Regions from separate parts of the Homo sapiens genome. Here region 2 is linked to region 1. A link is a contact called in ENCODE Hi-C data. All regions are on one chromosome and are shown on one strand. Each heading gives the region's core, a stretch centred on a gene start or an enhancer-like site at or near the end of the contact. The rest is flanking DNA. Distances are from core to core; before and after follow the strand shown.

Evidence for each region. A loop is a pair of places that touch in the nucleus more often than their neighbours do. Pooled maps may share reads with other maps.
Region 2: a loop to region 1 is called in a pooled map, with 4 times the contacts of the local background. The contact joins the promoter of IFNAR2-IL10RB here to the promoter of URB1 in region 1. A Hi-C loop is called at or near these places in 1 of 168 maps with a recorded cell type or tissue (breast epithelium) and 4 of 50 pooled maps.

The regions. Positions count from the first base shown.
Region 1 is chr21:32,391,311-32,394,596 of GRCh38, reverse strand. It overlaps URB1 (URB1 ribosome biogenesis factor), which reads left to right and starts at 1,585. Exons shown (of 39, transcript NM_014825.3): 1 at 1,585-1,828. The coding sequence starts at 1,687. URB1-AS1 (URB1 antisense RNA 1 (head to head)) reads right to left here and starts at 1,464. Exons shown (of 1, transcript NR_026845.1): 1 at 637-1,464. RefSeq lists enhancers at 983-1,232, 755-1,536, 1,383-1,677, 1,537-2,319.
Region 2 is chr21:33,228,381-33,231,666 of GRCh38, reverse strand. It overlaps IFNAR2-IL10RB (IFNAR2-IL10RB readthrough), which reads right to left and starts at 1,729. Exons shown (of 13, transcript NM_001414505.1): 1 at 1,451-1,729. It overlaps IFNAR2 (interferon alpha and beta receptor subunit 2), which reads right to left and starts at 1,729. Exons shown (of 9, transcript NM_001289125.3): 1 at 1,451-1,729. RefSeq lists silencers at 1-40, 1,263-1,312, 1,333-1,392, 1,453-1,912.

The DNA of each region.
Region 1 (3,286 bases), core at 336-2,835:
GGAAGTTCCTCATGCTCTTTAATTGTTTGTAAAGCAAACCAGCACAGAGGGATGGTAATTTGCCCAAGGTCACACAGGCAGAAACTGAACTCAGGGCTTTTGACTGTTTCCTAACTCTTTCTGATAACTTTTTGGTTGGGACCACCATGGCAGAAAACAAAGTTGGTGGTTAGCGATTAACCAAAGAAGAGGACCAGTGTGGATAATCAGTCAGAATTAAGTCTGTATTCACTAATGAGTGTTGCCTTTTACAGATGACTTTTTGAGCATATTCCCCTCTCTTAACATTGCTGCATTAGCTCATATCTGCTAGGGGTGACACCCTCTCTCTGACCTGCCTACAACATAGACATCTCCACAGGCACAATCATCTTGTCGGGACAGAGGCTCAGCGTCAACACACGTGCTTTTTCTACTAGAAACTCTGAGACCCCAACAGGCCACAAAAGCCCACATCCTCAGATGTTCAAAACACATCTGCTTACAGAATATGAAACACAATTTTCTTAGACTAGAGGACAACCTGATGGAGAATTTCAGTAATCACCAAGTTACTTATCTAATGCGCTGGTTCATGATTTATTTGGACACATACCTAAGTATCGATGAAGTCGTATTAAAATATGTACCAGCCTGTTTTTACTTATTTTTACTTTCATTTTATTTCAGAGCATTTAATGCGGTTTACAAATCAATCACATCTTCCAAAAACACACTGTGTTGTTTTTCTCCTCAAAGCAGTTTTTCATACATTGCATCATTTTCTGTTCATAACAGTCCCAAGGACTGGATAGGGTCGGCTTTGCTGTCTCCATTTTAATGACAGGAACTTAGATGTGGAGGCCTTACGCTGTCCAGGAAGGGGTTTTACAGACGTTACTTCGTTTGGTCTTCTCCTCCCACCCTGCACGGCGCAAAGAGCCCATCAGTTTGCGGAAGTCTGGGGTGGAGGACAGTCTGGAGTGACAGGCTGCTACCAGACCAGTCGATCTGGTTCGGGCTGTGACATAAGCTAGGGGTCGAAGTCAGGGGCACCCGCACAGGCGGACCTGCCTGGCACCTAGCCAAGGCGAATCCACCTTCCCGGCCAGCCACCAGGGCCTTGAATTGGCAAAGTATCGAATCCTGTTGTGTGTGAAGCAAGCTCTTCATGCGACACCTTCAGGGCGACCTCGGGTCAAGAACTACTCATTGTGCTGCTTGGACGCGCCGGGGCCCGAGTCTTCGTGGATCGGCCAGGCCAGGAGTGAAAGGTCTGGGAGTTCTTCCGGCCAAGAGCACCCGAAGAGCCACTGGGATCAGAAATGCGCCCCGGTGGACCCCAAACCCTGCAGCCGGGGGCGGGGGGTGTCGTGGAGTGTCCGCTCGCCCCATGCCGTGACCGGGACAACCGGTACAGCAAACTCACATGGAGCCCCAAGACTCTGGATCCCCAAGACTCTGGATCCCTATCGCCCCGCCCCTTCTGCAGGCCACGCCCCTTCCGCCGGTCCCAGCCTCGCGCGGGTCGGCCCCTTCCGCCGGCCTTTCCCCGAGCCCCGCCTCTTCCGCCAGCCCCGCCTCTTCCGCCAGCCCCGCCTCTTCCTGCGCCATGTGGGCCTGAAGCGCGTGTCTGCTGTCTGTGCCAGTGCTCCTGCCGGGTCCCCTCAGGTGTGTCGTTTCCGTCGCGCTTCCGCCCTCTCGGCCATGGGGGTCCCCAAGAGGAAGGCCTCGGGCGGCCAGGACGGCGCGGCTTCCTCCGCGGGTGCAGCCAAGCGCGCCCGCAAAGAAGAGCTCACGGGCGTGCGGTTCAAGGCTCAGCTGAAGGACCCGCAGGGCCCCGGGCCAGGTGAGTCCGGGGCGGCAGGCGCAGGGTCGGGAGCACAGGCTGGCGAGGCGGCCTCCGTGTGCCGGGCACAGCCTCTCCTTTCTGCAGCTTTCGGGTCACATAGGCTCAGTGGCAAGCCTCTGGTTTGCAGAAAACTGAGGTTCAGGACTGCTGTGTACTTCCTTGCTCTGGACTGTCGGCGACAGCGAGAGGGCCCCGACTTGCTTGATTGGGACCGTTTCATGTTACAACACATTTATTTCCCTTGCCCAGGCAGCATCCCTCAGCGAGCTCTAAAACCTCTTTATTGCAGTTGTCAGGGAAGTAAATGAAGTGTCCTTCTCTATTGAGTCCTTACTGAGTCGGCTCAGGACGGTTCATGAGACAGTTTGCTACTCCTTGGGCCGTCAGCACCGTTTTCAATAGCTTCCATCCCCCAACACTCATACTGACTTGATGACTTGTAACAAGCTACTAGAAGCCACCACAGCTACTTGTCAGTTGACCAGGAATGGGCCAGTGACTGAGATGTAGCCGACTCTATAATTTAATTACACTTTTTGTAAAGTGTGACCACCCTTCGCGACTACTTGTAATCGTTTGGAAAGTAACATGGTTTGGGAAAAACGCAATTGAACGTGTTGCCATGTGGAAGCATTGCTCTAAAATAAAACAGTGGCAGTTTTTCTCCCAGGTTAAATAAACGATTAAATTAATGGCCAAAATATCTTCAACTTCCAATTTTTGTCCTCATTTTTTTTTTTAAACGACAGGGTCTTGCTCTGTTGCCCAGGCTGAAGTGCAGTGGCACTATCATAGCTCACTGCAGCCTTGAACTTCTGGGCTTAAGCTGTCCTCCCACCTCAGCCTCCCAAGTAGCTGAGATTGTAGGTGCACAACACCATGCCCAGCTATGTTTTTTTTTTTTTTTTTACTTTTTGTAGAGATGGAATCTCACTATGTTGTCCAGGCTGCCCTCGAACTCCCAGTCTCAAGCAATCTTCCCACCTTGTCTTCTCAAAGGGCTGGGAGTATAGGTATGAGCCACCACACCTGGCCTGTTTTTAAACTTTGATACCTATACCTGTACTTGCTAGTCACAGCTAGGAAGATGATACTTAGTTAGCATAGAGTTATTTATTTCCGAATTCATTAAGTATTACTAGAGGCTATTATTTGCTACGGTAGAGATAAAGTGATGAATAAAAATGTCAAAAAGCCTCTGCCATTGTGGGGTTTACAAACAGTCGAGTGGGGCAGGCAGATATTGGTCAGTAAAATCACATACATACAGTTTCAAGCACGAGTTTTCCAAAGGAGAGGTACATGGTGCCTGAGGGTGTTTAACAGACCTTGGATCTAATCTGGGAGCTCAAAGAAGGCTCCCCTGAGGAAGTGGCTTTTCTTTTCTTTTTTTTTTAATCATACTTTAAGTTTTAGGGTACATGTGCACAACGTGCCCCTTTGTTACATATGTAT
Region 2 (3,286 bases), core at 480-2,979, 840 kb before region 1:
GGTTTATAAAGGTAGCAGAAAAAATGAGTCCAATGTGGCTTTGAGTGTGCAAGTGTGAGCCATGGAATATATATTTTAATAAATGTTTCACGTCTATGACAGTACCTCTAGGGTTATGATCCTTTTCATACTACTTTTTGAAATGACTTTTAGACAAATCACCATTGTCAAATTATGTGAACCAAAATCAGATTTTCTTTAACTTTTCAATAAATACATGAGAAACTTTAGAGGAAATAATAGGTAAGAAAAATGAGTCATGTACATTTTTGATTATCTAAAATTGTGGAAAACAACTTTATGAACAATAGAACTTACAAGTTCAAGTCATTTTCTGCGACAAACAGATCAAGCCTTATCAGCTATGCCCTAATTGCTAGGAGTGTTTATCGAATATTTTCCTTAGGGTAGATTTTGATAGAGTATCTGCTACCCCCTCACCCCCTCAAGCCTGCACAGGTGGATAGGGGGTGGGTGGACAGGATACTGAGAAACCTTGGCAAGCAGTGGGACTTAGCCCCTGGGCCAGTGAGCACACATGGGAAACTCCACCTCTCCCTGAGCCAGCTCCGGCACTTCTCACCACTGAATCAACGCCCAAGCATGCTATATTCGTTTCTAAGACTTCTTGCTAAACAAAACAAGGAAATAAAAAAAAAAATGTTAAAAGAAAGGAGGTGGGAATACTCAGAGTCAATATAACCATCGCTAACCAAATAAACGGGCTGATGGAGTCAACTCGCTACTGCGTGTAACGGATTGATTTGCTCAGGGTTGAAATGCAAGTGCCGATCGCCTCTCCATATTCGCGGAGTATCTTCCCAGTATCTCCCCTCTCCGACCCTGGGAGGGTGCACCCTTCTGTCTCCGCGGCCACGTCCCCTCGCCCCTTCCCCCTCCTGCCTCCACGCAGCGGATCCGGAGGGGTGTAGGCCGCTCCAGCCCCGGCTGCAGTCTGTGACCCTGACGCAGGTCGAGGGGGGCTAATCCCAGGGGACCTCAAGGGGGCGGGCTGGAGATCCCGAACCTGAGCACCCAGCTGGTGAGCCGGTTTTGCAAGGCGGGGTGGACCTGGAGGAATGTGACCCTCAAACTTAGCAACGACTCACATCTTGCAGTGGCAAATGCCCGGTATCCTGGGCATCCTTGGTGGGGTGGGGTGGGACGCGGAGGGGTGCAACGAAAGCGGACTCCCAGCAGGGGCGACGCGTGGAGGGCGCAGGACAGGGCCCGGGAGGGGTCCTGGGGTCGCAGGTGCGGCCCCGGGAGAGAGGAAGGGCGCACTAGCCGCATACTCAAGACGCAGAGGGAGGGCAGGAGGAGGAGGAGGAGTCGGGGAGAGCGAGAGGGAACCGGAGGGGATTCCGGGAACCGCTGCAGGGAGGCGGCGTTTTCCCTCCAGTCAGCTGGCCACGCGCTCCGCTCCCGCGACCCCGCCACGCTGCGTTACCTTTGCAGCTCTCGCCTTGCGGCTCCCGAGAGATGCTAGCCTCGGGCCCCAGCCGCGCCCGGCTCTGGGACCCGACGCTCGCGGTCAGGATGCGCCTCGCGGGCGGCCTCTCGGACAGAAGCGGCGGGCGGGGGACAAAAGCGGCCCGTGCGGCCGGGTGGTGGTCCGCGGGCTGCGCTCGGGGAACTGTTCGGCTCGCCGGCGGGATTCCTACCCGCCGGGAAGAAGCGTCTTTAGTGCGGGTGCGCGCGCCGAGCCCCGGCCTACGAGGAGCGATACGGAAGCGCGGGCGCCGCGCCGCCGCCGGCGCGGGGGCGGGGGCGGAGCCAGGGGCGGGGCCGGAGCCAGGGGCGGGTCCTGGGCCGCTGGCGGGGCTGGAGCAGGGCCGGAGGCGGAGGCCGGGCCGGGGGCTGGGCAGGAGAATAGAAAAAAGGTCCGGTCATTTACAATCGTCTGCTGCCGATTGTCAGCTCCTAACCAATCCCGCCTTCGCCGAGAAAGCTCCATAGGGGAAGAATTTGGGACTGTTTTGTTTACTGAAGTATCCTTAGGGGTTAGAATAGTGCCTGGCATTTAGAAGACACCCAAAGATGTGTTGACTGACTGAATGAATGAATGAACTAAAGAGTGAATGGGTTCTCTCCTGGCTCCCCCACTTGTTAATTGTATAAACCTGCATGATATAATTCTCCAACTAGTAAAACGAGGATAAAAATACCTACCATTGAGTAAATGTTGTAAATATCTACAACATTATCCGTTGTAGATTCTCCCCTCTTCTCCGCGGGTCTCTTCTCCATACTCCTACCCTTCCCTCGACCCCCCACTGATCAACGTGTTTCGGGATAGGCAGAAAGACAGATGTTCTTCATTAATTTGTCTGCTTGTTATTTATAGCCTGTCAACTTCTAAAATAGACTATGAGGCCGGGAGCGGTGGCTCACACCTGTTATCTCAGCACTTTGGGAGGCCAAGGCAGATGGACCATCTGAGGTCAGGACTTCAAGACCCAGCCTGACCAACATGGTGAAACCCTGTCTGTACTAAAAATACAAAAATTAGCTGGGCGTGGTGGCGGGCGCCTGTAATCCCAGTTACTTGGGAGCCTGAGGCAGGAGAATTGCTTGAACCTGGGAGGTGGAGGTTGCAGTGAGTTGAGATTGCACCATTGCACTCCAGCCTGGGAGACAAGAGCGAAACTCTGTCTCAAGAAAAACGAAAAAAAAAAGAAAATCCAAAACCAAAATAGACTATGAGGCAGCTTTCAAGTAAAATGTATGTATATTCTAAACATTACAGCTACTAAAATGGAAATGTTAATATCTTTTTGAAGGAGAGGGAAAAGATACACTAACCACCTAAATTGTTTTAACTGAGTATTTAATCTCTCGTTCAGCTTTCTGGCCTCCTAGGAAAGGGAGGAGGAGGATGTTTCATACTTTTTGTAGATGGGAAAAATGAGCCTTTTAATCTATGAAGTCAACCAACATTTGCTGATACTCCTTTAAGGCTAGGCACAAGGGTGATCATAAAGAGGATGTCACGGTCCTGCCTCTTATGTGACCCTTGGCAGAATTCCCACCAGCCCCATACGATCTGAAGGGAACTTATCTAGGATCCTATTTCTTATAAAAGACATTCAACATTGAAAATATTTTCAGCCACAGTTTTAGAGAATTTGCAGAAATAGCCTCTGAAAATGGGAGAAATCCAATACCAAACTCCATGTGCTGCATGCACTCTTTTATATAAACATATATATTAAAAATAAAACTATGTCAAAACCTTAACTATGACTTATTGCAGATTGGATGATAGTAGGTGATTTTTATTTTG